Linked DNA regions of Mus musculus: all the other regions are linked to region 1. Evidence: chromatin loops called from intact Hi-C (ENCODE). Cell type or tissue: heart. All regions are shown on one strand. Links, peaks and the distances in the headings refer to the core of each region. The heading gives the core; the rest is flanking DNA. Region 1 holds the start of Sash1 (SAM and SH3 domain containing 1). Region 2 has its middle 60 kb from the start of Gm51794. Region 3 overlaps Sash1 (SAM and SH3 domain containing 1). Region 4 has its middle 41 kb from the start of Gm51794. Region 5 overlaps Sash1 (SAM and SH3 domain containing 1).

Region 1 (6,075 bases), core at 650-5,649:
AAGGCCACACCTACTTTAACTAGGGCTCAACTCCTAAATCCTCCAAATCCCTCCAAACAGCACCACTCTCAGTTGTCTAAGCATTCAAACACTGGAGCCGACAGGGTCCATTCTTATTCAAAGCACCACCATCCATAATATCAACAAACAAAAGCATTGGCCAAGCTGGAAGAGAGCCTGGGTGGAAAGGGCATCGTGGAGCCATAGGATCTTAGTGTTCTCTCTCCAGAGTTTACACTTTCCTTACCTTGACAGGGTTTGTGGAAATCAAACATAGACCAAAATCAGATGAAAAATGAAGATGAGGGATGATTGTAATTCTTTGATAAAGGAAAAGGAATAGTTTAAAGACCTGGGAAGGCATTTGTAGGAGAAAAGACTCATTTTCGGGCAATGTTTAGTTACATTTTAAGTTAGTTCATGAAATTTGATAAGGAGATTCAGCATTTACTTATGTTTGTTTGTTTATTATTTTTGAGTGTTTTATATAGCCAAAGCCAGCCTTTAACTCCTGATCTTTCTGTCTGTGTTGGGGTGTATAAGCTTAAGTCATTAAAAATAGACAGAACACACACACACACACACACACACACACACACACAAAGATAGATAGAGACAGAGAGAGAGAGACAAACACTTCTGTTTCACCTTTATTATTATTATTATTTTATTTATATGAGTACACTGTAGCTGTCTTCAGAGATTCTAGAAGAGGGCATCGGATCCCATTACAGATGGTTGTGAGCCACCATGCGGCTACTGGGAATTGAACTCAGGACCTCTGGAAGAACAGTCAGTGCTCTTAACCACTAAGCCCCTGGTCAAAATTATCTGTTCCAGAAGTAGAGGGGTCACTAGACAGTCAGGCAAAAATGTAATTTGCCACCATAGACATAGCCATATGCCCACCCCCAACATATTGTCTATCTCCTTCCCCCAGCCAGGTGAGAGGCACTGCCAGGAAAGGGAGCTCACTGTGAAGCAGATTAAAGGGCAGCCTGCTATAAGCGCCAAATGCTAGCTAAGGTTCAGATGTAGCTCATGTGTTACAGCAAGGCCTTGCTAGCTTTAGGTGACCTGGAAGCATCCTGGCCTCTGAAGGGCCAGCCGGGTAGCAATTAGCTTGACTTTACTTCCTCTTGGATAGGGAAACGGTAGCATGGAAAGGCCCTCAGGTCATCTGAGTCAAAAAGACATAGAGTCCTGATTGGTGTCTGGATGGGTTCTTCTTAGACCCAACCCCACTCCTGCTTGCATAACTCACTCTGTAGGCTTTTATGCAGAGAGCAGACTGCATGTCTCCACCTTAAAGATCCCTATAAAGTCTATTTTCCTTTTCTCACCATTTATTTTGGTGTCTTTATAGATAAAACCATTTTCTTCCTTAGTGGAGTTTGTTTCGACTCCTAGCATCAGACAGCACCAGTGCAGCTGGCAGCTGGGACACAGGTTTCTCCGACGACAGGATAAACCAATTCAAGACAAATTAAGTTCGAAAGGCAGGTTTATTGGGGGGCAGCTCTCAATCGGTTCACCAGTCCCAAGGAACAAGACCAGGGAAAGTCACCATGCAGAAAGGAAGAGGGTGGGGGGGGGGAGAAATTAAGAAAGAGGATGCAGAGAGAGAGAGAGAGAGAGAGAGAGAGAGAGAGAGAGAGAGAGAGAGTGAGTGTTGAGGGAGAAATAGACGGAGGGAGGGAAGGACGGAGGAAGGAGAGAAAACAAAATGTCTGATTATATAGGGAAGAGCCCCTGGGGGAGGGGAAGCCCAGGTCTGGTAGGCTAGGGCCAGGCAAAGGGGACTGAGGGATTCTGGAAAAATCTAGAGGCCAGGTCCACTTTGAAATGTTAAATGGGCACCTAGTTCACTCCTCCCAGCCCTGAATCCCAACATCTGGAACTGCATTAGCCCAGAGAAACTTCTGGCCTGGCTCCACTGATTCAGACTCTAGGGCTCTTCTTCAGTTACTACACTACACCACACACACACACACACACACACACACACACACACACACACACTACCCTCCCAACCAAAAAAGTTTGAGAAGGGGTGGTAAAATCTTGTGTGTGTACATTCACTTATACACATACCTGTGGACGGCAGAGTGATGTCAGGTGTCTTTCTCTACCATACACCACCTTATTTTTTGAGACATGATCAATCTCTCCATGAACCTGGAGCTTACCAGCTGTCTGGAATGGCAGCCACTAAAGCCACGAAAATCCCGATGTCTCTACTTCCCAGCCTTATAGGCCCATACTGCTATGCTAGGGTTTTACTTCTTTTTACGTTTTGACATTGTGGGTGAGAGCTATTCACCCATTACTTAGACTGCTGTTCTCAATGTATGAAAGCTGAGAAAGAGATGAAGACACTTCAGAAGTAATTGTTCTATCCGGGGGACCCTCACTTCATCCCCTCTCCACTCCACCTCCTTAATAAGGGGCAGATTCCGTGGGTTTCTTTAGTTTCACAAAGTGAGCAGCCACAAAATCAAATAGGATAGGCACTGTCATCTCTTAGAAAAAATTTTTTGATTGGTTTTTAAAAGGAGGAGGAGGGGGAGAAGAGGGAAAAAGGACCTCTTCAGGGATATTTCCCTCTGGCATTTTCACTTGATTAACATATCGAGGCCTGAACTGTGCATGGGCTTAGCGGCCATAAAATTAACTTTTATTTTGAACATACCCCTTGCCTGTTTCTTCCACGTAAAACAAAACAAAACAAAACAAAACAAAACAAAACAAAACAAAACAAAACAAAACACACCCTTACAGCTCAGAGAGGGTCTCATTTAAGTATCCGAAAACCCTAGAAGTGCACAGCACTGCGGCCACTCGGGAGCCGAAACGCCCGGACTTACGACCCAAACAATGGCTCGTGACCAGGCGAGCTTTGTCACACTTTGTTTTCCAAGAAGCCTGACAGACAGGACTGTAATTCCAGGGGTTGTCACCATACGGACTCCTCTTAAACTCGAACTCAGCGAGCGGCTTAAAGATTAACTTTCTGCAGTTTCAGTGGCGGAAGGCGCGGGTGAATGGCGCGATTGGGGACTTGTGCAGGGCCCCGGGCCCGTGGCGCGGTGGCGCTTTCAAAAGGCGATTTGTTGGCCAGGCTGAGGCTCATTTCCATGCAAAGCGCCTGACATCAGAGCACCTTTTGTTGCTAAACGCTTTCTTGAGCCTGGAGGGGAGGGAGTCATGTGGAGTTGGAAGAGCTCATTCTAAAGAGAGGGGTCCAGGACTAATTAGCCCGGGTCCACAGGCGTCACTGTCCCCTGCCCAGCCCTGCACAAACTCTCCAGTAGAGGCGAGTGGTGTGCCACCCGGAGCCGGTCCCCGAAGCAGGACGCAGCACCCGTGCGGTGTGGCTCTTGTCTCCCTGGTCCCGTGAACTCCCCGCCGCAGCCAGTGTTGTGGACTCTGCTCCAGCTACCCTGTTGCTGCGCGGGGCCGGGCTAGGAAAAGTTTCTGGAGTTGTCAATCGCGGTCGCCCGGGATCGAGGTGCCAGTCCTGGCAGTGGTGCTCGTACCCAGCGGAGCCTGGGGCATGCGACGCGGGGGCGCGGCCCGGTGACGCCGCGGGCGGGGAACTTGCGCCCCGTCGGCCGACGCGCTGCTGCGAGCGGTGGGCAGCGCGGGGACCCGGACGCGGACGCACGGGGACGCGGCCATGGAGGAGGACGCGGGAGCTGCTAGCCCGGCGCCGGAGCCTGAGCCGGAGGTGGATCCCGCCCGGGAGCTGGAGCCCGAGGCCGGTGTCTCCGAGTCAATCTCCCGCCTCTGGACCGACGTGATGGGCATCCTGGTGAGCTACCTGGGGAGGCAGGCGGGGGAAGCGGGGCTCACCCCTCGCCCACCTATTGGTCACCCTTCTTCTTTCCGCTGTATTCTCTATATAGGGGTTGAAACTGTAATTTAGAAAAACCAAACCAAACCAAACCAACCAAACAAAAAAAAAAAACCCCTACTTGTCGGGTCACATCAGAGACACCTCTTGAACAATCGACTGTAATTAGGGACACCTGCTTAGAAAAGTTGGCGTGGAAAAAGCCAGAAAGAGTAGATGTAAATACTACTTGTAAATATTTGGCGAGTGGACTCCTCATGGCCTCTCGGTATTGATGTTTATCCGCACAGGGCTTGTCCTGTGCCCATGAGAGGAAAACAACCGTTTCCTTGTGCAGAACTACCACGGTGTTTACTTGCTCTGCCCTCAGCTCTTCTAGTTTGTAGAATTACAGGATATTTGTTTTATATGTTTGGCGCTGAGAACAATAAGGCATATATTGCTGAATCTGTGCTGATAAGGGGTTTTGAACTGCCGGGCGTGGTGGCGCACGCCTTTAATTCCAGCACCTGGGTGGCAGAGGCAGTCGAATTTCTGAGTTCGAGGCCAGCCTGGTCTACAGAGTGAGTTCCAGGACAGCCAGGACTACACAGAGAAAATCTGTCTCGAAAACAAAACAAAACAATCCCCCAAAAACAAAAACAAAACAAAAACAACAACAAAAAAAACCCAAAATCAAAAACAAAACAAAACAAAACAAACAAACAAAAAAACCCAAAAACCAAAACCAACCAACCAACCAAACCCCCCCAAAAGAGGTTTTGAACTGGCCAGTGGTTAAAACTGCCTATGGATTTATCTTAGTTCTGGAAAGTAGTTCTACTGAGGATGAAATTTTACCTTGGATGGATAGGGTGTTAGCCGTGTCTCTGGTGTTAGCCGTGTCTCTTTAGGAACGATATAGTTTTCTTCATAGTGGTTAAGGTCTTGGGCTTTGGAGCGAGTTAGTCTGGTTCAAATCCCTGCTCCCCAGGGTTTTAGCAGTGCCTCTTTGGGCACGATACAGTGTTTAGTTTTCTCCATAGTGGTTAAAGTCTTGGGCTTTGAAGTTAGTTAGCCTGGTTCAAATCCCTGCTCCCCAGTTGTCTGTCTACAATTACCATATCAAGGTCATTCACTCCTGACTCTCCAATTCACTTGAAAAACAGGAAGACATGTGTCTTGGGTTTTATGAGAGGCACTATGTCCATGTGTATGATGCACTCAGCATATTGCCAGATGAATGGTAGATGGTCAATGAATACAGCTCTGTATATATTTTTTCTTGCAAATAGAGCCTATGTCTCATCTTTTTGGACATCTTGAAGTTCAGTGTATCTCATTTTCCTGGGTTAAAGATTTCTGTCTGTGCTTTCAAATACATAATAAAAGACATATTTACCTACGTTAGAATTTTATGTATGTATGCTGTGTACGTAAGTCTTTTGGATTTAAAATCTGTTGCGTTTCCTAAACTTTTTCAGAGATACATACAATGCTCAGTTGAATTGCAGGAAATCAAGCGATTGTTTTGTGAGTGGTGACAGACAATCTTAAGTTTTAGACCGGCAGACACCTTATCTTGGTTCTTGCCCAGAAGCCACTCTGACTTTTCAGTCAGAGAATGCTGGTTTGATAGTATCTCCTGTTGCCATCCTTTAGGTGGGTGTGCCCTGGGTGGGTGGGTGGGGGAGGGGAGTGCTGGGAAAAGTGAAAGTCACACCGAGTGCTGTTTGGGGAGGAGGATTGGCAGGTCACCCTTTCTGAATATTTGCATCCCTTTCCCTGGCAGATTCCAGCCCTGTCGGGGTAGCTGTAGCTGAGTGTTCTTTGGCTGAGGTAAAAGAAGGGGTGGGGCCCTAGAAGATCAAACCTGGTATTCAAAGAGCAGATGAAAGAGAAAATAGATGTTTTCTTACTCAGCCTGGAGTTGAGTGTGAAGCAGGAGAGAACGTCAGTATGGTCCAGCCCTTCTCCTGTCCTTTATACAGTCTCCATTTCCTTTGGGACAAACGTTGGGCATTCGGTAGTAAAATGCAGAGAGGTAGACCTGGCTGCCCTGCCTCTGTACATACTAGTGGGAAGGTCCTATGTTATGAGGAGGGCTCTTGCTACCACTAGAGAGCTGCCTTCCACGTGTTTATTAAAACCTACATCTTTGGGGCAATATTTCAAGACACAGAGGTGACGTTTGGGTGGCTCCGTTTTTGTTGAAACATGAGGTACAGTTTCTTTTATTT
Region 2 (6,075 bases), core at 551-5,550, 63 kb before region 1:
ACAATGTCCCTGGAGCCTTAGGCATGGGAGTGTTTTGTAGGTGGGGGCCACTGGGACTAGCAAACAACCAGACCTGAAAAGTCCGTACAATTATCATGATAACTGAGTCAGCTATATTTAGGAATATCTATGTATACACAACTACAGATAGGCATACAATAGCAATGAAAAAGGAGGTCATAAAATTGAAAGAGAGGAAGGAGGAATATATGGAAGGGTTTGAAAAAAGGAATCATGTTATAATTATGTTATAATTTCAAAAATTAGTAACAGTAAAAGAAATAAAAATTTAAAAGCCATGAAACAAAATGTCCCAAACTTGTGCAATGACCAGGAACCTTTGAGTCCCACTGTACCATCTAGTGAGCTTTCCCAGGGAGCAAGGCTGGGAGCCAGCGATTTCTACAGCATCCCTAGTTGGCTATCGGCAGCCAGTGCCAGGAAGCAAGGCATTAAAACATCCCTGGAGAGTTGGGAGTGGGGGGGCGGGGTACTGCATGCAGCCTTCACACCTGAATTACGCCAGACCCACATGAAACCTTATGAAGCCCAAGAGCAGCAGCCCCTGTGTGCTGAGCAACTGCGTGAACAGCGAGTGATACAACAGTTAGCTGGTTCTCTCTGTGGAAGAACTGTGGCCAGCTGCTTTCAAGGTCGGGACATCTTGATTGATGCCCAGGATTTTCAACATTGTGAAATCCTTTCTTCGAAAAACACATTGGAGCGGCATGTAACTCGCTGGGAGAACTCTTTCATTTGAGAAGATGTGTCTGAATTGTGAAATAAGGTTGCACAGTGGGCTTTTTGGAGTGTGTGCAGTGGAAACTGACTTGCACATGAAGCAGCCATAACTAAATTTTACTCTTCTTCCTCCAAAAAGGATATATAGCAGGGATCTATAAAGCCTTCAGAATTCCTTTTAGTGCTAGTGAGAAACTTAGGCAGATGAGGTTTATTGTGAGTTATGTACAGACAAGCTGCCAGGTCACAGTCAGATGATAAATATGTGAGGAAAAACAAAGTTAAACAGCTATTGAGTTCCAAGTACAGGAGCTAGACTCAACTCTGCCCCACACCAGGCATCTCCAGACGACCTCGTTACCAGCCATCAAATTCCGTGAGAACCACAGATCTATGAGTTCCTGGACATTTGGATGCAGTCTCTGAAAAGTCGCTTCCAGGAATCCTATTCCTTCTGGGCCCAAATCCACCTGCTTGGCCTGTGTAGTTAACCTGCAGGTTTCCCTCCCTCCCATTTCCTGCCGTGTTAGAAGCCTGTCTTACTTGGTCCAAGTTTTGAGTTATAAACATTGTCAGTATTTACAGACCGGTTTCCTCTGTGCTCTTTGAGAAGAAAGACTCTGGAGATGGGCTTTAATAAATCTAAAAGTTGGGGAATTTGTGAGTGCTTCCTGATGGCTTTACACAGGTTGCTCTCTTTGGAGCTTTGCCAGAGTCCGCATTGGGGACTGACCATGTTAGATTCAGTCTGCATTTTATCTTTGGAAACTACAACTTGCCATGTGTACTAAGTGTTTGTGTGAATGTAGGTCTGCCACCCCCTGCCTCAGTATCTGTTACTTTTCTTTTCATTGTTTCTGTGCTAGAAATCAAATACAAGCCTCATCCATTTGAGGTAGATGCTCCACCACTGAGCTGTGTCTACAATGGCCCTGTATTTAGACAAAGTGCTGTAAAGGGAGAATCAATACAGCCTACCTTTTTGTGATATGAAAAAACACGTTGCTGCCTTTTTTTATATTTGGAGAAAAGTATTTAAGGGGGTATATCATAGACTCTGGGAGCCATGTGCTGCATGCTTGCTTCCTAGATTATAGAGCTAAGCAGCCTTTTCTCTCACCTTGAATGTGGGCGAAGTCTGGAGTGTCCCCGCTGTGTGTCCTCTCCTCGGCTAGTTTCTTTTTTTTGTGGAGAATTTTTTGTTGTGCTTTATTGGATCATTTCAGTCTTAACTTTGCATGAGAGGTGGAAGACAAGAGAAATGTAAGGAACTTTTTTAATTAACGTTGGTTATATATAAAATTATGGACTTCATTATGAAAGTCTCATACGTACATGTGTACTTTGATCACATAAAACTAAATAACTAGAGCAAGCAAGATAGCTCCGTGGCTAAAGGTGCCTGGTAACTGTGTGTGTGTGTGTGTGTGTGTGTGTGTGTGTGTGTGTGTGTGTGTGTGTGTGTGTGTGTTCTAAGATGAAGTCTCACTATGTAGTCCTGGCTGACCTGGAACTAGATATATAGACTAGACTGGCCTCAAACTCACAGAGAACCGCCTCCCTCTGCCTCTGAATGATGAGAATAAAGGCATGTAACACTATACCTGACTCTGATAACTTATTGTCAACTCGTGGAAGTTACATAGTAATAGAGACAATTCTCAGTTCCCCAAAGCTACTCAGTGATCTCCAAAGGCAAGTATATACACACACATACACACATGCACATAAATAAATACAATTTTAACTTCAAAGAAAAGCTAAGGGCTGGAGAGATGACTCAGTGGTTAAGAGCACTGACTGCTCTTCCAGAGGTCCTCAATTCCCAGCAACCACATAGTGGCTCATGGTCATTTGTAATGAGATCTGATGCCCTCTTCTGGTGTGTCTGAACACTGCTACAGTGTACTCACATAAAATGAAATAAATAAATCTTTTAAAAAAGAAAAAATAACTAAATATGAATGACTACTGAAGAATTCCCCTTGGTCAGCCCATCCATGGAGTTCATTTCTTCCATCCCACCATCCTCAGACACTAAGATGCCTTGATTTGTGTGTGGTGAGAATCTGGGACAGAGTGGGATAAAGATACAATGGAAAAATCCAGGCTTTGGAAGATGCTAGTTGTGTTTGCTAACTAGGGCTGCCGGAACAAAGCACTGGTGTGGTGGCCCACATGGTTCATTGCCTTAATGTTGTAGAGTCTGGAAGTGGAAGTCTATGACCAAGGTGTTGTAAGGGCTGGTTCCCTCTGAGGACCAAGAGAGGAGGATCGCTTTCAGGCTTTGGCTCGCCAGTGTCTCTCTTCCTGCACAGTGTTCTCGTTGCCCGTGTGTCTCTGTGACCAAGTTTTTCTTTTTTTTATAAGGGCACCATTAGAATTGGACTCAGCCATATCCTGATTGCCTCCTCCTGATTTCATTCCTTTGGTAAAAATCCTTCCCCAAATGAGGTCACATTCTGAGCTATAGGGACCAAGACATTGGTATTGGAATTTGGGGATGGGGGTGAGACACAATTTGACACAACCTGGGTATTATACGTGTTGATTTTGAAGAAGATTCCTTTGGTATCAAATCAAGAAATGAAAGTAGGTGCATGGAAAGAAAATCTTAATGGTAACACTAACAGGATGCTCCTGAAGTATGCGAGCTCCTTCACAATGGTGAGCAGACGTCTCTTTTGACTGTGAAAAAAGAGCATCTCAGGGGAGTACTGTGGTTCTTTGCCTGATGAAACTCAGGACCACTAAGCACTGGACACTGGTAGACACTGCTTTTATGAGCATAACTAAGTATGCTCCTAAGACCCAAATTCAAAACCAAACACGACATCGTAGGCCACAGAGTTCCTCTTCTGGCTGTTTGGGGAAGATCTAACAGACCAGCACTTCCTTTGTATGGATGGGCCAGGAGAAAGGTGGAAGTCAGTTGTGCTGGGTACTTTTGACCCACTTGACACAAACTAGAATTGTCTGGGAAGAGGGGACCTCGAGTGAGGAATTGCCTCTTTCAGGTTGGCTTGTGTCCATGTGGCATTTTCTTAATTAATAAATGATGCAGGAAGGCCCAGCCCTCTATGGGTTGTGAGATCTAGGCAAGGAGGCCTGAGCTGCCTAGGAAATGTATTTGAACAAGCATCAGAGAAAGTGAACCAGCAAGCAGCCCTTCTTTATGTTCCTCCATGGTTTCTGCCTCAGTTTCCCCCTCCAGTTTCCTCTTTGAGCACCTACCCTGGCTGCCCTCCATAGTAGACTTTAACCTATAAGTTGAAATAGCACGTGCACACACCCGAGCCACTTTTGGTCGGCACATTTATCACAGCAACAGCAAGGAAACCAGAACAACAGGGAAGTGCCAGGGGCAGGGTTAGACAGTCAGCTAGATCTACCCTAGGACTAACAAGCAGTTAGACTTCCTGATTCATAAGCCAGGAGTCACTCCCAAACACTCTGCCTTTGTGTTACCTGCACTTTTTAAAAATGACCTACTTTGATTTCCAAAATCTCCCAGCCACTTCCATGCAAAAACATTTTTTTCTTAAACCGGTCCTAATTATTTAATAAATATATTGGTGATGCCCATAACCAAGGACAGAATTTAGAAATTACATTTTTGGGAATAGTTTCTCTTGTATCCTATGCAGCCAACCACGACAATCTAGGTTCCTAGTGTTTATGAACTCGCAAGTTTCCTTGTACATCAAGTCCCATTTTTTAGCTAAATTTTGCCTCTCAGCTTTTGTTATAAATTCAAGCTCCAAGGTGGGAGAGGCCTTGAAATGTTAGCAGGATGGTAGTTAGTGGTGATTTCAAAAAACTGGAGAGAAGGCCTCCCTCTCCGGCCCGCCAGGACTTAGCTGATATGCCATCACTGTGTGTGAACTTTGCTTTAGAAATCATTTATTGAATTCAGCCTCTGTACAAACAGACAAACTGACTGTGGTGATGGTTTATCTAGGTCACTTCCTTTAAAGAGAGATGGAGGGAGACATCCCTTTCTGTCCTATCCAGAAATCTCAATACCCCTGATACTGATGCCTTATAACCCAGCAATAGAGGCACATGCCCAGCACTAGAGACAGAAAGGTCAGGAGTTCAAGGCCATCTTCAGCTACATAGCAAGTTCAAGGCTAGCTTGGGCTATATGAGACCTTGTCAAAAGAATAATAAGCCCTCTATCTTTCATCTCTTCTCCTCCTCTTTTCTCTGCTCATGCACCCTTTCTCTTTCTCTTTCCTCCCCGGCCAATCTCTCCCCATGGTGACTCCCCTGGCCTCAATCTAGGCCAGGGAACATGCCTGAAAGCAGCTTCCTAATAAATTTGCTTTTAATATAAAAAATTAAGTAATAGTAATAATGATAATCATTATCATCATAGAACAAATAAACAAGAATGAAATGAAAAGCAACTACTGATGCCTGGAGATGATTTAACGCATTCTTAAGAGAGAGTTTAATGAATAGTTCAGGTCTTTCCCCTTGAAGACAGAACTCACAGCTCCAAGGGTCTCTGATGACTCTCGGTACCTAGCTCCATCATGTCACATTCACCATACAAAGGAACAAAATTATTTTCTATTTATATATTAGCACTAGTACGTGGCTGTACATGTGTGTGCATGCCAGTGTTCCTGTAGCAGTTAAAGGATAGCTTTCAGGAGTAAATGCTGTCAGTCCACCCTGTATCTCAGGATATCTGTTAAGTTTGTATGGCAAGGGCCACTGAGTACACTCTAGAGTATGATTTTTTAAAATATACACATTTTAATGCAACTGTCTTCTCTTTCTTCACTGATGCGACTCACACATAGACTTATCTGTGTGAACCAAACACAATACACACCAACTTTTTTTTAAGATTTATTTATTTATTATATTTAAGTACACTGTAGCTGTCTTCAGACACTCCAGAAGAAGGAGTCAGATCTCATTACGGATGGTTGTGAGCCACCATGTGGTTGCTGGGATTTGAACTCGGGACCTTTGGAAGAGCAGTCAGGTGCTCTTACCCACTGAGCCATCTCACCAGCCCCACACACCAACTTTTAAGCACTTTATGAAACTTGTATTTTGTTGGGTTATTTTTAAAAGTATTAAAAATTGCCGGGCGTGGTGGTGCATGCCTCTAATCCCAGCATTTGGGAGGCAGAGGTAGGAGGATTTCTGAGTTCGAGGCCAGCCTGGTCTACAAAGTGAGTTCCAGGATAGCCAGGGCTATACAGAGAAACCCTGTCTCGAAAAACCAAAAAAATAAAAAATAAAAAAAGATAAAAAAATAAAGTATTAAAAATTTCCCCTTGAGATGCCTTCAAAAATTAATGTTTTTATAAC
Region 3 (6,075 bases), core at 712-5,711, 94 kb after region 1:
CCAGCATGGTCCACAGTGTGAGATGCTCTCTCAGACAAAACAAAAAGCCAGCAAGCTGAACTAAAGACAAGAAGAAGAAAGTTCTAGCTGAGAAAGGACTCTGAAATGAAAAACAAACAAAACATGTCTGAATAAGAGAGTGTTTTGACTGGGTTGATAAAATATGACTGGTGTTGCTGTTTGCAGTAGATGTTTATGGAGTTCTAAGACTCCGGGGGAGAATTACTCTCCCTCACAGTTGGAGAATTGACTGCACTGAGATGTGTGTGAAATGCAGACTTTCCACTAGGAAGGCCCACGGTTGGCCTCAAGCAAGAGACTTACGCAGGACTGAGCACTAGGGGGCGCCAGCCTCTGTCTCTTCCCAACCTTGAAAGTGAGCGTTTCCTTACTGCCCAGGCTTTCTGTCTCTGACCTCACTTCAGTCTTGTCCCTGCAGCTGGGTGACCTCTTGAGTTTTTATGGCAGGTAGTAGATGGTATTAGCTGAATATTGTTCCGTGTTTATTTCTATTAAATAGAGAAGAATGTTCACGAGATAAAAAATGGATTTGCTATCTTATGGGTAATATTCATTAGGCCAGGGGCGATGGCTCAGTTTGTATATTGTTTGCCTACCGTGATTATGGGGTGGGTGGCGCCTTCCTATAGTCTCAGTGCTTGGGAGATGGAGGCAGAAAAAAGGAGAAATTCAAAGCCAGTCTTCAGCCACATATCAAGTTAGAAGCCAGCCATGGGACACGAAACTCTGTCTCAGAAAATTTGCATATAGAAGTGGACACAAAGTCCCACTGCTAGCCAAGAAGCTATCATAGTTGATAACCAAAAAAAAAAAAAAAAAAAATCAGTTACTTTTGCCCAGTGGACTATATCAACCACACTGCAGTGCAGGCCCCATCCCTGGAGGGTAAAGAATATGACAAAATCGTGTATAAGTTCTCCAAGAATAAATAAAAACATTAAAAATACCATACATATCTAGTATGTATATATTACCAAGCACAATATCAATTATACTTACGTAGCTCACAAAAAGGAAATTGCTTTCTTTAAGATCAGTCAGCTGTTTTTAAGACAAGAGTCTAGCTGTATAGCCCAGGCTAGCCTTGAACTCTTGCCTCTGCCTTTCTAATGCTCAAAGTGTAGCCCCAAACTATCACACACCTAGCAAGGCTCTTTCTCAGCCTTACCACCATGTAGCACAGCTATGTCCCTTCTCTGTTTCCCGAGGAGCAGGTGACTAGCTTTGGGGGCACTTGGGCAGCCTGTGGTGATGCTGGATAATAACAGGAACAGCAAGATCCCCGATTCAAAATTCAGCAGGGAGAAAACTCGCGCCGAAGTTTTATATCCTGAGATTTAAGATTATTGTGCCATAAAAAAAAATCTCTGTAAGTACAGGTTTCAAGTAATGTATAACATATGTTGCTTTTTACAAATTAGGTTATAACTGCATTTGTGTGTGTGCACAGGTATGTTTGTTTGTTTAGTTACAGTGAAGCGTCACTAAGCCTGGCATGGGGTAAGTTTAGGACTTTCTTTGAACGTCGACATTTATTGTGCTTTTGCTAAGTGCTGGTCTCCACATGTGAAAGTGAGATGGGTTGTTTTTGCCTGGGTGCACCTTAGGATACTTAAATGTAGCTACAAGAAGAAATGAGTCGGACACACTGTGGTCATTCTCTTTCCTTCCGTCAGCAGACCAGAAGGTGTCTCCGCAACATCCCCGCAGCCAGCTCCTCAAGTATCCCCGAAACACTTGGTTCTCACGTATCCATGTATGATTAGATTTGGGATCGGGAAACAGCATCTCGAGTTCTCGAGAGCAACTCGGTCCATTAGTCGTGACAGAGCAGGGCCAGTCTATTCTAGTGCGCCCTTGAAGTCCATCTCTTAGACGCAAGTGTGGTAGGCTAGTCCTTCCTGTGTGCACAGGCAAGAGACATGGAGGGATGAGAGATGCTGCAAGGCGCTGGGCTTGGCAATCGCGCAGGACATTTCTTGATTTTGAAGGTTGAATTCTACAGAGGCTCAGGGAATACATTCTGACGTGTGTCTATTCATCCTTCCAGTGGGTGATCTAATGAGGATGTCTTCACTAATGCAAGAAACTCCATAGAAAGTAGGGTAGCCTGTGTACAGCCTGGGCTGAGAGTGACGCAGCACTCTAACTATAAACACTGACAAGTTTTAACTCCAGCCTGTATGTATAGGAGTACACTGTAGCTGTCTTCAGACACACCAGATCCCATTACAGATGGTTGTGAACCACCCTGTGGTTGCTGGGAATTGAACTCAGGACCTCTGGAAGAACAGTTGGTGCTCTTAACCACTTAGCCATCTCTCCAGCCCCCAGTCTCTCTGTATTATACTCCACTGTCTCTATTGTTTTATAATATGACTAATATCTATTAAGCTTTTGTCTGCAGCTCTGGTCTCACATATGCTCCTGGCTCCTTCTCTCACCTCTCCCCCACTTGATGCCACTGGCCCAAGGTAGACTCTTACTTCGCTTCCGCCCTGTGTTCTTCCGCCTCGCTGGGGTGTGAATGTCACAGCCACTCCTGCTCTACTTGAAGAAGGCTACCTCTTCAGGGAGGTCTCCTACACCTGTCCATACTCCTCCCCCCCCCATCCCCACCCCCACACTACCCCCCACTGACCCTGCAGCCCTTCCTGCCTCCTCACCCCAGCCCCAAAGCTGCAAAGCTTCACCTGTCTCCTTTAGCCAATCTCCCTGTGGCCCAGCGAGTGCCTGACTCACTGGGGTCTGAATTCGAATGGAAGAAAGGAAGGATGGTTGGAAATGCCTGGACGAAGGAATGACATGGTCCACGTTCTGAGGATATGCGCCCTTGATTTCTTTCTTTTCTTAATCCAATAATTCCTTAAATTAGGAATTTTCTTAAATGAGTTTTGTCTTTAGAAAACAGCCAAAGTAGTTTAGGTATCTTAAGGAGAAATGTTCACATATTAGCAATGTAGGGGGGGTCTTAACCATAGTTTAGAAAACACGTTCACTCTGACTTCCTGCTGGAGAATTAAGACAGGCTTGTCCTGGATTTGAACCCGGGACCGCTTGACCTGTAAACAAGAAATCACATCCCCAGACTTATTGAGACTAGGTGCAATACCTTCAGCTATGCAGGTCCAAATGCTCTGTCCAAATGCATATGGTGTCACTTTTCTCTCTTGAGCGGTGGTGAGCTGAGGAGCCTCACACTAGCCAGTCCGTGTGTTGTAAACTTGTGAAAAATTAAAAACAAAATTCCACGCTCTAGATCACCGCTGAAAGAAGAATCTACAGTGCCATCTTCAGGCCATCTGGGGCAATGCAGGAAGTGTGGGTATGGACAAACCAGAGGATAAAATTACCCAACATGCATGATAATTTGAAGAGAGTGAATGAAAGTAACAAAGTCTGTACTTTGGGGTAGAGCCTATGAGTAGATTTTGTAATGTCTGGGTAGCAGTGAGAACGAGCCTGTCCTTAATGGCAAATTTGTAAGCATTTTTATTTATGGGAGTGGACATTAGCATTTGTCTGACAGTATGGAAAGATGGCTTTGGGATAGAAAGGAGCTTTCGAAAATAGCAAAGATAGGATTGAAATGATTAATCTTCATTCTACCCAGAGAGAGAAAGGCATACATTTCAAAGACAGCCAGGCCACAGCAGGCCACTTGGTGTAATCCCTAGGGACTGCCAAGTGGCCACCAAGCAACAAGCTGTCCATCTACCTTCCCTCGTGGGGACCATCACTTCCTATAAAATCGGAATATACATCGAGTGATAGTTAAAAGTCACTTAATCCATTAAGATCTACTATTCTCTGTCTTCAGAGGAGTTAAAGATTTCTGCAGACCATTTGCCTGAGAACATATTTCTTTCGGTGTAAGAAAAAATGGCTGGGGAGTTCTGACCTCATTGGTGCTGGTTTTAAGCAGCACTGCAGATATCTCACGTAGTTGGTTCTTAGCAATGGTCAGTATCGTTCAGATCCTAGGAATTCACGAACAGCCCAAAGATGATCACTCTTTGAAAGATTCCCTTCCTCCATGTCCTGCCACATAGCCAGCCGATGGCTCAGTCTTGACAGTCTCTGTTGGTCTCATAATTTACCTGTGGTCATGAGCCTGCAGTTGTCCCTGCTTTTTTGACTTCTGGTGTGTATTATTGTGTCACGTTGTGACAAGGACCAGAGAGGAAACAAGAGAGAAAGATTTGTTTGGGCTCCTGCTTTGGCTTGTTTGGGGACTGAGGTAAGATGGAGGCACGGAGAGCAGGAGGCATGCGGTGAGAACAGTGCTTACGTCACAATGTCTGGTAAATGTCGACTTACTGTGGAGTCCTTGATCACGGAGACTGTCACCTTGCCACTTTTTAGCCCATCTAGGCTTCAGCCTATTAGATAATAAAACCCATATTCAGGTGGGTGAGCCTTTCCCCTTAGTTCCCTATCTATGAGGACTTTCAGAGACGTATCTAGAAACGCTTTACTGATCTCCTTGTACCCTGCACTCCAGTCAAGACCAACCAGACCCCACCCGTCATCTTTGGATGCCTCCTTGTTTGCTTATTTGAGACAACTCCAGACTGGCCTTGGTGTAGTAGAGACCCTCCTGCTTTCACTTCCCAAGTGCTTCGATTACAAAAGAACACCAACTCCCGTCAGTGCTGTGCAGTGATGGGTCAAACCCAGGGTGTGCTAGACAGACATTCAAACAACCGAGGTAGGTTTTTGTCCCAGCAAGCATCCTTCTTCATAAACACCCACTCTCTAACCCAAAGCCTCATTTCTCCATACCTTTGTCCCTAATGTGATATTGTTAGATATATTTTGTCTGAATGTTTATAGAACTTAGAATGGCTACCGCTGGGCAGCCTTTTGGGTAGATGTGAGTTGAATCTCTTATTTTTGCAGTACAAAGGAGGAGGGAAAATAGAGTCTAGAGCTTTGGGAGAGGGGCGTAATTTGGTGATGGGTATGTTTTCTTACTGAAGTGGGACGGTGTATTTGTGTGGAGCACTATGTTACTCACGGGGTCTGGGTACCAACCCACCTGTCACCATCAGTGCCCGGACATCTAAGTAATGCCTTGATCACGGGGGTGGGGAGGAGGGGACTGCATGAGAAACCTCCCCTCTCCGTTCTGCCCCTTAAATCCTTGAGGCCCCTGGACCTGCAAGGTCTCTGTTAGATGTTTACAGTTCTGCCACGTTTCCTCTGACTGTTCTCAGTCTCATTTCTCAGTACCTGGCCTCACAACTGGCTTTCTGGGCAGCAGAGACAGTGTTTAGCCAAGCATCTTTTAAATCTTGCTTTTTGGCAGTGAACTTGGAGAGAAGATTTGGGTGTTAAGTCTCTAAGTTCCCAACTTCTCCTCTGATGCAAGCTCTTTGGCATGCCCAAGGGCACCAACGTTGTCCTCTACAGTTTGTATCCAGCGAATGAGGATTTTGATCTCATCTCTACTTGCCACCCGCCCCATGTTAATATTCTTTGCTTCTCCGACTATCGTGCTCTAAGTTGGTATTGTCTGAGTTCTTCCCAGAGAAGCGCCTCACTCACTGGCTGTTACTATTCCACATTACCTGGGGTTACCTGGGTCGGCTGTCTCACGCTGACAGCCTGGTTCAAGGTAGAATGCCAAACAGACACAGGTTGATTAACTTGGATGCATTAAAAAAAAATCTGCCATGGCTCCAAAGCATGAAGCTCTCACTGGCAGATCTCTGTCTTGATTTTGAGTCTTACAAGATCTGGCAAAACCAACTGTCACCCTTGCCAGTTGGAAGTCACCAACTACAGGAGCTCTCTACTGGCTGCCCCTCCACCTGGGCGTTGAGTCTGACTTTGACCGCATCTCCCACCTTCCCTGTGTACACAGATCTGTTTTCCAGCTGCCAAGCAGCCACTGTGCTGTGGTGTTGATATGGTTGCTCTGATGTACATACTCTTCTTCACTTACCCTACAGACGTTCCTGCGGCAAAGAACATTCCCAGTGCTGAGCTCACAGACAGACGACCTGTAGTGACACCGATAGTCTAATTTTTAAATAGAAGTCCTGTCTA
Region 4 (6,075 bases), core at 701-5,700, 82 kb before region 1:
AGAAATCAATCTCAAATAGTGTTCCTCATTATACTACCCACCAAGCTGAGTTACAATTTGTTACTCAGCTTGGAGCTTGCAGATACCACTAAGCTGACTAGCCAGCAGCTAAGCCTGAGGGATTCCCCCGTGTTACCTCTCCAACACTTAGATTACAAATGTGCACGCTCAGCTGTTTTTTGTTGTTGGTGTTGTTTTGTTTTGCATGGATTCTGGGGGTGAAGCTCAAATCTTCATGTTTGAGAGACAAGCACGTTATCAATTGAGCTATCTCCTCAGAACCAAGTTTGGTTTATGTCCCAAAGCCTTCTCCTTATAGAAAACACACTCATTTCATTTCACTCTCAGCATTTGGGTTTTATTAACTGTCAGTCTTCTTCAGTTGTGTTCCATGTTTGCACTCGGACGAGCTTACATCCTGATGGTTTTATTAGCCTTCTCTGTTTTACCTAAATCTAGTCTTCGGCTCAGTTTTAAGAGACCATTTTTCTTTTGTCAGTAACTGGCTGAAATCAAGTCCTTATGATTCAGAGGGGGCAGAAAGGGTGGGAAAATATGTGAATGACTTCTCCAGTGTGGTGGGAACCTGGAGGGAGCACTCTTTGGGGAAGCCAAAAAGGCAGAGTTCCGTTTTACTTTTTTCTTGGCAACATAGTCTCTGAGAGTCTGATTGTCTTTGGACTCCCTGTTTTGGGAGCACAGAATTGGCCTGGGAACATGTTCATGCCCAAGCCATTTCAAAGGCTCTCTTCAAACAACAAGGACTCTGATTTCTAGTTCTCAGTCTTTCTCGGGGTAAAATAAAATGTGAAGGTGCATCTGTCCCAAGTCCCTGTCATTTGTCCCTCATGCCCCATTATTTGTTATGATTTTCACAGAGACTGTTCTTATCATTGGCAGCATGATTTACAGGTTCAAGGATCGCCTCAAAAGCTGATTAATATTCCCTCTAGATTATCAGTTTACCACTGAAATATATATATACTGCATTTTACTCTGATCTAGATTGATTAATCTATCTATCTATCTATCTATCTATCTATCTATCTATGTATCATCTGTCTATCTATCTATCGATCTGTCTATCTATCTATCAATCATCTATCATCTATCTGTCTGTCCATCCTATCTATATTTTGGTAGAAATTTCCAGGGATGCTTTAATATGCTATTAGATCATCTACAGCTTTACACTGTTTTTAGTATTGTCTTTTTCCTCCCACTGACCAGCTCAAAACAAAAAAAAGGAAAAATAATGGCAATGAGCTGGTGCTATATGCTGTAAAACCTCTAAGTGCTCTGGTCTGTTGGCACCCAGTATGCAGTGGTGTTATTTTTAGCCTTACTAATGGTATGACCCCCATATGTTGGCCACCCTGTTGAAACAGGATGTTGCAGTTGGCAGATCTTATGGGAGAGTTGAAATTGGATGTGATTGAGAGGATTGGAATCCTGCTGGAAAGCTGGCTCTGAACTTCAGCTCTGTAGTCATGATAGCCATTGTTGAGATTTGTCACCAACTAGTCCCTGTGAAGCATGTAGAGGTGACTAGCAGTCTTAGTTTAAGAAACAAGAGAGGAAGCCAGACCATCAGAGTTAAATCAAATACACTTTTCCAAAGTGGGCTGTGCAGGGAGACTCGCCTCAAGGCCACATGAGAGACCCATAGACTCATTACTTATTTAAGACCCGAAGCCTCTTCTGTGACAACCACAGCAGTCTCAGAGGCCCCAGCCTCCCCCTAGCCATCTCCTCATTTGCTAACCCAAGACTATTCTCAGAATTCCCGAAAGTTCTCTGAGACAAGGCTGGAACACTTACAGATAGGCCAGGTAAAGGACAGAGGATGGCATAGGCTATGGATGCCACCCTCCACTCAGAGCTCATCTCCTCCCCTCTTCCTAGCTCTGATCCAGCATTCCGACTGCCTGCAAGCCAAACATCACCACCCACTGCTTTCTGGTTCTCGTCCACAAAAAGCCTGTTGACACTAGAGAATAACTTTCTACCATGCAGGGAAGCTGTCTTTACTCATAGGGCATGGCTTTTCCCATGACCTCTCACGATAACCCTATCAGAACACTGTGTTGCTAAATGGATGGGTAAACGCAGTGTCAGGAAATTATTTTACTGGTTATTATAATAATAATATTGGTTGGACAAGTGTGCTTAGGTGTGAAGAGACTGCTTGAGGTCTTTGCTATGGTACAGAATGAGCAAGACAATGTTCAAGAGCCACTGGCAACCTGAAATGTCTTTAGGAGAGCATGCTGACTGATGCTCAACGGGCACACTGCAGATGACGCTGGCATTGCAATAGGTGCTGATGATCTTTCTGGAGTTCTGTGTCTGGTGGCTGCTGTCTGGTGACCACAGCTGGGTCACAGCTGAACCACTGTCCAGAAGGTTCAGCTAAGCATGTGTCCCTGGGGATGTGGAGAACAAAAGAAAAGAAAGGTCACACTGTTTGACAGAGTGGATTCTGGCTTTGCCTGACCAGGAGGCAAAAGACTATCTCACAGTTAGCTGCTCACAGTGTGTGTGTGTGTGTGTGTGTGTGTGTGTGTGTGTGTTACAAGCTGCGTCTCTCAGCCTTCAGCATTCCTCTTTTAAACCCAGATTCCAGTACCCCATGTTCAGCTCAGTTGGTTGCCAGGAGCCCTCCCAAGAGAAACAGCTGCTTGTAAAGAGAAAACATGCACGGCTCTGGAGGGTTAGACTTTTAGAATCTGCCGGCCTGATAACTTCCTGTCCGCTTATGAAAGCAAACAACAGTAAATCTTCTCTCTCCCAGCTCGGTTCCTGGCTGATCCTCTCCCAAACTTGGCTGTGTGCAGAGGTAAAGAAGATAACAACCAGCCCACAACAACTCAATTACAGATGCCGCTAATAAAATCAGGCCTTGACATTAGAGCGCGCACACTGCTTATCATCAAGCCACAGTCAAAACACGGTCGAAAGACAGGGTGCAGATGATCTCTGCTTAGGACCCCTGAGGTGTTGCTCTTACCTTGGCCCAGTGTTGCTCTGACAGAAGCCACTGCTGACTTCGATGTTATTAATTTACCACAATTAATTATCCCATAGCTAACATCCTTGGCAGTCTCTACTGTGTCTTTTTTACAAAGGTACAAAACTATCAGCACAGTTTATAACTAGAGGTAACTTCCTTTCGGAAAATGGGAAATTATATTAAAGACAATGGGATGGAGTATGTTGTTTGGGTTTTGAGTTTGAAAGAAATAAGAATTAAGCTTTGAAACATCTTTGTGTGTGTGTGTGTATGTGTTCTTATTTCTTTGTGTATCTGTTTCTTCTCTCTCTCTCACACACACACACACATACATATGTGTGTGTGTGTGTGTGTGTGTGTGTGTGTGTGTGGTGTGTGTGTGTGTGTGTGAAGTTAAATCAAAATAAGAGTAAAAAGATAGACAGACAGATAGATTTACCCAAACAAATGTCCTTTTATTTTTATTTTGAGATAGGATCTCATGCAGCCCAGACTGGCCTCAAGTTCACTATGCAGCCTAGGATAAACTTAAATTTTTGATCCTCCTGCCTCTGCTTTGAGTTCTGGAATTACAAACATGCACCCCCACACCAGTTTTGTGCAATGGAGGAGATGAAATCCAGGGTACCCATGCTAAGCAGACATTTTGCCAACAGAAAAGGGTCCCCAGCTCCCTAAAGAGAAGTTTTTTCATTGTAATTGCTGTCGTTGTCATTCAGTTCGTGGATTTTCCTCTGGAAAGACTTCTCTAAGGCACAGAGGAGATGTCTGTTGCTGCTGAAAGTGATCTTGAGTGACATCAAGTCTAGTCTCGTCTGTTGTTTCTCACATTCCTCGATAAACGTCTTCACCTAGGAATAGCTTTTCCTTGACTTGAAGTTTCTCATCACTGCTGGAGAATACATAGGACTTCCCATGCCACCAATCATCTGCCTGACACAAAACAAACAATACTAGATATAGCAAAGGGCAGAAGTGTACGGAAGGAAATGCTTTGCCTCAACCATAGGTGTGAAATGTATCTGATGACTACAAACACACGGAGGAAGGGTCTTCGACCTCCAGAGACCACACACACTTCCATGATGAAAATAAGTAAGTAAATAATAGATGGATAGATAGATAGATAGATAGATAGATAGATAGATAGATAGATAGATAGATTATTTTGAGCTAAGGAGATAGCTCAGCGATTAAGAGGATGTGTTGCGCGTGCAGAAGAGCAGGTGAAATTCTTAGCATCCATGTGCTTACAACTTGGAGTAGACCAACCTTGACCAATTAAGACAAGACTTACAACTGCCCTTCCTTCCAATTCCAAAGAATCCTGTACCCTCTTCTGGCCTTCAGGGCCATGCCGTGCATGTATGTACATACAGGCAAGCATATTTTTATACATAAAATAACTGAAAATCTTTCTAAAATTTATTTGTAAATTTCAGTTTGCCTTGCTATATGCTTGCTAGTCCCCAAAGGAACCACATAGTTTCTATTATTCCATTTATACATTCCATGAGCATTTAGTGAGCCCTTCCTTTTGGGAGCCTTTGTACGAGGTATGCACAATGCAGATGGCTTCTGCTAGAAATGAACTTACAGTCTTTGAGGGTAAAAACAGTTTCAATCTTCTAGGTATAGTGAGGCAGGCCTGTAATTCTAGAGCTAGGGAGGATAAAAATAAAGAGAATTTTGAGTTCAAAGCCAGCCTGAACTGTGTAGCAAGACTCTATATCAAAAAAATTAATGATAGAAATAAACCATATTCATGGTGAAAAGTCCTCATAAGGAAGACAGCCAAAGAGTATCTGTCCCTGGAGACATAAGGTTTACTTCGGTCAGTTTGCTGTGGACTTCAGTGTAGTCTCGTATAGTTGGAGGCTCAGCATGACTGGTCTCTCAGAAGCAGTCTCCCATTGGCCAAGCAATCACAATAACTCATACAAAGCTAAATTATTAATTCATAATCAGAAATAGAATCATCCAAAGATATGACTCTTAAGTACCAAGCCTCAGCAGGCACTTCTATCTTCTATCATCACAAGACTACTTGATGAGCACAAAATAGAAAAAAAAATGCTGCTTATTGAAAGACCTTGGGAATCTAATTATATTGGGCTAAGGTACACACATCCTTCCCCTGCAGAGGACAGACCTGATACCATGATGGCACCAGCCAAAGCTTTATGTAAGAACACCTTCTCCAGTGGACATGGGCACGCTCAAGTTTGGTCTACCCCAACATGCAATTCAGATACATTTGAGAGTTGCCCACCCAGCCATGTTGACTGGGTGGATACCAGCTGCTGTGTTCAGGGTTGGCCACTTCAAGGATGAAAAACTCAAGTCTGAGGGATACACTGGTTTGTGAGACCTCTATAGTTCAGCTGATAAAGTGTTCAATGTGCATGTCAATAGTTCAATCTATAGTTGTATGTAATGCCAGGAGCCATCGTGGCTCATGCCTATAGTCCTGGTGCTAGGAAGTCAGAAGTTCACAGTCACCCACAGCTCTATAGCAACTTCTGCAAAAAAAAAAATAAATAAATAAAATAAAATAAAATAAAATAAAATAAAATAAACTACAGCCCTTTTGAGGCATAAATGTATGCGTGGTCACCGGCATCCAAATCTTGAGACTCCCCTGCATATGTTTAGGTACAAACAGAGCAGGATGTTACTCATGACATGAGCTTGTTTGTTTAAAGAAGGAATTACTATATCTTTATAAAAATGTATTTATTTTCATCCTGGGTATGAGTGCTTTGCCTGCCTTTATATTTGCATATCACAAGCATGAGGTGCTCACAGAGGCCCAAAGAGGAAATCAGAAGCCTTGGAACTGGAGATAGAAATGGTACAAGCTGCCTCATGAGTGGCATGAGTGCTGGCAAGTGACTGGAGCCTCTGCTAGAGCCACCAGTGCTCTTAGTGGCAGAGCCACCTCTCCAGCCCCAGCAATTATTACATTTGATTATGGACTATTGTTTCCAACAAAATCATCCTCACCAACGCTCGGGAAAGTGTTGCTTCTCAGAGTCTCTACATTTCAAATCAAAAAGGAA
Region 5 (6,075 bases), core at 477-5,476, 81 kb after region 1:
AATAAATCGCAAAGCTTCACCGTCGGCCAGTATTTATAACTTGTTTCTTACTAAGTCTTTCCCCAGAGTTGAACATTCGCTGATTTAGTTTCACCTTTTTCCATTCCAGTGACTACACTTGAACTTTTTATGGCCAGGAAAAGTCCAAATATATAGGGCAATAGAAAAGGCAGATAAATAAATGGAGCCAAAGGTGGCAATAGAGCAGATTCTGTGCTCCAGCAGTGGATGGGATAGACATACTTGGTGATGGATGAATGGCCTGTCCACGCATGTGTGAAGCTCAGCACTGCTTTCCTGCCCTGTCTGGCAGCTGAGGACTTTTCCTAATGTGTCACCTTCCTATCACCCACCTAGTTAACCCCTCTTCCCTTCACACCCCTCTCCCATGCTTAGAAAGCTGTGTACTCCTTTGGCCTTTCTTCTCCATCTTCCTGTCTTCAGGGAAGTTGCCCCTGGTTGAGTTCTTGCTCAGTGCCTGACTCCCCCCGACCCACCCTGCACTTCTGACTTGGCTTCCTTCCTTCTTCTCTTCGAGCCCAGTGTGTCATATTCTCTTCTCCACCCACTAGGTAACCTCATGCCCTGTGTCACCCGCTCCCCAGGCAGGTTCCTCAGGCTGGGCTTGTTGTGTGGTGTGCTTAGCCTCTGAACTTGCTCTCCGTCTCCGTGGGATGTTCCCCTGTGTGAGATACTTTTGCGTTGCTGTGACCAAAGAGCCAACAGAAACAGTTTGAGGAGGAATTTATCTTGGCACAGGATTCGGAGGATTCAGGCCATCTCGGTGTGGCGAGCACAGTGGTAGTGCCAGCTTCTAGCCCTGGCAGCACAAATATGAGGCAGCCAGCCACATCCTGGTAGCTGAACAGGAACCAGAGGGCTCCCGCTGGGAATAGGGGGTCAGACCGAAGCCTAAAAGTCTATCCCTCACCATGAGTTCTGTCTCAGAGGTTCCATAACCTGCCAACACAACCCCACTAGCCAGGAATGACATGTTGAAACATATAATTTAAACCTCTCGTCATTACCTGAGTAAGACCCATCTGTCCTCGGCAATTCAACTATGAGCTTTCGGGCTCTGCGGGGTCTTTCTGGATTCATCCTTGACACCAGCCAGTTATTCTTATACTAGTCATTTAATCGCCTCTTGTCACTCCATGGTTCATGAGCTCCTTGGAAGGAGATACCATTTTTGAGAGCAGTTTGCTTGCCTAAGGTTCCAGAGCTGGACACAGACATGCCGGTCCAGTCTTGGTGTCCCTTTGGCCATCGGGTAGGGATGACCTGCCTGGTTCCAGACTTGGGGTTTGGATTTGGGCACCAGCTCTGCAATCCTGGGGCCAGTTCCTTGACTAAATGGGATGTAATTATAGTAATTACCTCACTTAGTAAGCTATCTAACGCACAGTAAGTACTCTGTAGTCTTATCTTTTGCTATTATGTGTCTAATATGGCTCAAGTTCATGCCCTTGCCCATGGCGCTGGTGATTATGTTCTTGAACCTCACAGGAGTCGGCCTGGCAGGAAGCTAAAGCTTCCTCCTCTGGATCTTCTTGGGGCTGCGAATTAGAGCCCATTTGATACGTGCGTCAAGCTCACTCCATGACTTGGGTTCTTTGAAATAGGATGTGACAACGGATTGTTCCCAGGCATGACATGACTTGTGCAGAAGACCCCTCTTAGTTGGCATTTCCTAGCATGTATCAGTGTCTCCCCAAACTGAAACTCGCTTAATGACATGCTTTCTGCCTGCAATAACGAACACTAAAGGTCATCTTAAAAACAACTTAGTGGAGAGACTCCCAGCTTTCACTATCCTCCCATCTGTTTCTGGACAGTCTCCTCCTGATTCCATCCTGCACCCTTCAGGCCTCCTCTCATTGTCTTCATCTTCAAGCAGAAACACCGCATAACATCACGTAAAACCCCATACTTGTTCAATTCTTTTAGCTTCTGAAAGAAGCTATTTGGTTGAAGAAGTGCTTTTATGTCATCTTTGGTAATTCCTTTATTGAGCTGTAATTCGTATGCCTTGCAGTCCTTCCATTAAAAGGACACAGTTAGGGAATGTAGAACACTCTTGTGTGGCCTTGGGTTTGATGGCTGGCACTGCACACAGGCAATAAGGATGCTGTTCAGCTGTGTCTAGTATGCTCAGAGTTTCAAAGACGTCACCACAGTAGTCGGTAGCTGGCTTCCTGTCACTTACCCTACTGTTTTCCAACAGTTTGCAGCTTCTGCGGCACTGTATGCATGCACGCATTCCCCTACGCATGCCCATATGGCCTTCGCTTTACCCATGACTGGCTGATAGGCATTTGTATCGTTTTCACCTTTGGTTTCTGGGAAGAATGCTACTGTCACCGTTTGTGTGTGGGTCTCTGTGTGCACAAATGTGTTCTTGTCTTCATCAGCTTGGTTAATATATATATATATATATATATGTGTGTGTGTGTGTGTGTGTATATATATTTGTAAATGTGTCATATAAACAGAAAGAAAATGTACTTTTGAAAGAGAATTTATTATATTGATAGTGCAATTATTATATTAAGTCTATTAATAATAGACCCTTGTGTCTGGTTCTTGGTAACTTACCATCTAACTCTTTTAGAAACTTGTAAGAAATTATTCCCTTTGTAGTATAGTATTTCTCTACAGGCATGGTTGTGGGCGTGGCTCTAGGAGGGCGTTGGGGCTTCCCCCGCCTGTGAACAGGGTGAGTTGTCTGGTGTCATGTAGACCTTTCTGCAACAAGACCAGGGTTCAGCACTACCTTCCTGGATGTGGGAGTTCACAGGTGGAGAGGTTCTTCATCCTTGGAAGTAGAACGTATTCACTAAAAAGAACAAATCAGGGCCTGAGATAGCTAGGAAATCCAGGTCAAGCCGTGTCCTCTGGAGCTGAGACTAATGCATCCTGTCTCTACATCCTGTTTGTGACAGGGATGTGGGGTGGGATGGGCCACCAGTATTCCCATGAGGCACAGGCCTGCATGCTCCAGGCCTGGGTCTGAGGAAGTCACATGAGTTGTGCCCTTGAACAAGTTAACTAGTTATCCTGCCTGTTTGAGATGGGCTGGCTTCTCTGCAGTCTCTCTGTCTTGGGAGGTGGACACAGTACCATAGAGAACCAGGACGGCCTGGGCTATCATAATTCGGTCCTCGTACTGTAGTCAGCATAGGTTAGGTTCCGGAGATAAGTGTGTTGGACCAAAGCCATGTATTAGCATATGGGCTGTGTGTTCTTTTGCCTTAATAGTTTTGCTAATTACCATGTATGTGAAGGCCAAGGGCATAAGGGCAAGGTCCTGTCCAGGAGTTTGAGGGAAGGCTCGCCCCGCTCTGATTCATCCAGGACAGCTCACCAGTCTGGGCTTTCCCTTGTACACGTCCACCTTGCTGGGATGAGAAGCCTCTGGAGGCTCCTTTACTTCAAGTGCCTTCCATTTGCTGACCTCAGTGATGTTGGGGTTGCCTCCGTGGTTGGTATGAGCTCTAGAGCCCAGCAGAATCTATACCTGAACTTCAGCTCTGCTAGCCTCATGATCAGAAACAGTGGGTTTGAAATTTTTAAGCTTTGAGCTCCTAATAGATTAGTTGGACACAGTAACAGGTCTTCCCAAGGGCTGGCCCATACCCAGCATAGTACCTAGCTTGTCCCCTCACCTTAGGGGGCTGTGCTGCTCCCAGCAGAAGTCCTTAGGGCATCTGTCATGGATGGGGCCATACACAGAACCAATCAGTGGCCACTTAAACTTTCATTATTCCACCTGACTTTGTTTCCTTTCCAATTTCACAAGTTGGAGGAGAAGCTAAGAAATCACAGCCACTTTGCTGGAGCCCAATGTGCTCAGCGTGCTGAAGTCTGTGTTTGTGCGTTTCTCTGTGTCCACATGTGTGCACGCCATTGCGTGGCATATTTGAGGGGCTCGACATTCCTGAATGCAGGGACTGGGGGATGGACAGCAGCTGTACTAATGTTCCCTGCCTCAGCTGTTCCTGACCGAGAAGGCTGTTTGTTGCTCTTCATTCTGTCTGATCAGTGAGCTCCAGCTGGCCTAACCCCAGCTGGAGGCCACGTGCCCGGGTTGCTTCCTGCGAGGTGGCAGGCTGTGTGCTGCCATTGGAGGGGGATGGGCACTGCAGCCAAGGATGTTTAACACATAGATGTGGCTGCTGTCTGTCCTCCTGCCCTAGAAGTGAAGAGAATATTGGGCCAGTGCTGAAGGAAGGGAAAACAGTTCACATCTATATGCAGGCTACAGGCAGAATAAGAGGGGACTTGACTGGAGTTTACCAAGCGATCCATGTGCCTCTCTTTCCTTTTTTAGATTTATTTATTTTTGTTTTATGTGCATGAGTGTTTTACTTATATGTGTGTAAGTACACAGCACACTTTCCTGGTGCCTGTGGTGGTCAGAAGAGAGCATAGGATCCCCTAGAATTGGAGTCACAGATGGTTGTGAGCCACTGTATGTGTGCCGGGAGCCAGCCCCAAGTCCTCTGCAAGAGCAGAAAGTGCTCTTAACTGCTGAGCCATCTCTCCACCCCCCACCTCCATCCTGCATATCTCTTTTCACTTTTTTTTTTTAAATTATTTTGGTTTTTCGAGGCAGTGTTTCACTGTGTAGCCCTGGCTGTCCTGGAACTCACTCTGTAGATCAGGCTGGCCTCAAACTCAGAAATCTGCCTGCTTCTGCCTTCCAAGTGCTGGGATTAAAGGCGTGTGCCACCACTGCCCAGCTTTGTATATCTTTTTAATCCTGCTAACTAATCTATAATTTGGATGGGCTTATAGTTAAGGAGACCAAGGTACAGAAAGGTTATATGATTGCTAAGACCATGAGACTTGGCCGAGGAAGATCAAAACCTCCTATCCAGGCCCATTTGTCTGCAGGCAGCAAGGCCTTCCTTACTTCTTGGAGAATAAAAGAGTAATATCCTTTGGAAAGACCCTCGATGGGCTAGGCAGCTAATAAGACTTAATTTAATAAACACTGCCCCCATTTCAGGCTTATGCACAAACCTACGAGATCCCGGAAGTAGGAAGATAGAAACAAACAGTGATAGGCAGCGTGCAAAGCATCATGGGAAAGAGGAGCCGGGGAGGACTTTGGAGGGTGGGCATTTAAGGCTGTATAACTTAGGATCTCAGTGAGGCAGCATGCCCACACTGTATGCTCTTCTGGGATTTGACCACATGCGTTAGTAGGGGCTGGTTCCATAGTCTGGGTGAGGCAGTTCCTCCACTGTCAGATGGCATAGCTTGTAATGTATGCATGTAAAGTGGGAGAAACAAGACAGACTGCAGCCAGCCAGGATGGGTGTGCGTCCACAGCGTCTGTCAGCATCCCCAAGGGAATGTTTAAATCCATCCTCGAAGAGGACCGCAGGAGTTTTTGGTATCTTTCCCCACCCCCACCCCAAGTCAACATGCCTCGAGTCTGTAAGTCAACAGGATTATGAGCGACACAGACCAGTTGCTGTCCCAGGCTGCCCAAATCCCAAGGGAGCAGCAGTGACACCTGCTAGCCACGGCTGGTCTTCATGCCTGTGCTGACCTTGAAGGGCAGAGAGAAAGTGGCTCCCTCCACCTCCGCTGTCTGCACCTCCCAGAAAATGCCGCGGTGGCCCACCCCGGAATCCATGAAGGGAAGAGAATTCTAGAAGATTTGATGCAGTGGAGCTGTGCCAGCCTACTCCATGTCAGGTTCTTAAGGAGGGAGCTGAAAACTCCTGCAGGGTTTCTCAGCAGAACAGAGAAGAAGTGAATTCCAAGCCCAAGACAGGACCAGCAAGGCTGCTTGGAGAACGTCTGCATTCGCATCTGGCTCTTGGTGGGCCTTCAGAAGGTAGCCCAGGAGGCCCACAGTGTGGGAAGGACCATTATTGGTGAGAAGTGGATGTCCCATGGCTTCAGTGCAGCCTGACTCAGTGGTGGGAAGCCTGAAAATCTGAAACTCGCCGGGCCTCTTTTAACCCGTGCTTGTAGCTTAATGCTTTAACTCACTGGCTCATTCTGTCATTAGTGCTTTAAGGAGTACCTCCGAGCTGGGAATCACAGCCTTGTCTA

The links. Hi-C counts contacts between places; a loop is a spot of excess contacts. Peaks named below come from ENCODE experiments on the same cell type or tissue, not always from the same donor. Only the 100,000 strongest peaks of a DNase experiment are listed, where the experiment ranks them.
Region 2: a loop joins it to region 1, with 1.9 times the contacts of the local background. A loop is called at or near these places in 2 of 42 quality-filtered maps.
Region 3: it touches region 1 in a loop (3-fold over the local background); 8 of 42 quality-filtered maps call a loop at or near these places.
Region 4: it touches region 1 in a loop (2.2-fold over the local background); 2 of 42 quality-filtered maps call a loop at or near these places.
Region 5: a loop joins it to region 1, with 2.0 times the contacts of the local background. A loop is called at or near these places in 8 of 42 quality-filtered maps.

Annotation. Positions count from the first base shown.
Region 1 is chr10:8,883,463-8,889,537 of GRCm38, reverse strand. It overlaps Sash1 (SAM and SH3 domain containing 1), which reads left to right and starts at 3,468. Exons shown (of 20, transcript NM_175155.4): 1 at 3,468-3,814. The coding sequence starts at 3,680. In heart, for the core only: a CTCF peak has its summit at 3,083; DNase peaks (open chromatin) are centred at 3,137 and 3,487; H3K4me3 peaks cover 3,194 bases; H3K27ac peaks cover 2,175 bases.
Region 2 is chr10:8,945,971-8,952,045 of GRCm38, reverse strand. No RefSeq gene overlaps it. Among named protein-coding and RNA genes, the nearest start is that of Gm51794, 60 kb to the left of the region's middle. In heart, for the core only: a CTCF peak has its summit at 2,628 (motif pointing left); a DNase peak (open chromatin) is centred at 575.
Region 3 is chr10:8,789,809-8,795,883 of GRCm38, reverse strand. The region is part of intron 4 of Sash1 (SAM and SH3 domain containing 1); the gene reads left to right. Among named protein-coding and RNA genes, the nearest start is that of Gm25410, 31 kb to the left of the region's middle. In heart, for the core only: a CTCF peak has its summit at 3,331 (motif pointing left); a DNase peak (open chromatin) is centred at 3,313.
Region 4 is chr10:8,965,108-8,971,182 of GRCm38, reverse strand. No RefSeq gene overlaps it. Among named protein-coding and RNA genes, the nearest start is that of Gm51794, 41 kb to the left of the region's middle. In heart, for the core only: no CTCF peak of the experiment used is centred there; a DNase peak (open chromatin) is centred at 2,672; H3K27ac peaks cover 1,396 bases.
Region 5 is chr10:8,802,478-8,808,552 of GRCm38, reverse strand. All of the region lies in intron 4 of Sash1 (SAM and SH3 domain containing 1), which reads left to right. Among named protein-coding and RNA genes, the nearest start is that of Gm25410, 19 kb to the left of the region's middle. In heart, for the core only: no CTCF peak of the experiment used is centred there; DNase peaks (open chromatin) are centred at 2,972 and 4,062; H3K27ac peaks cover 534 bases.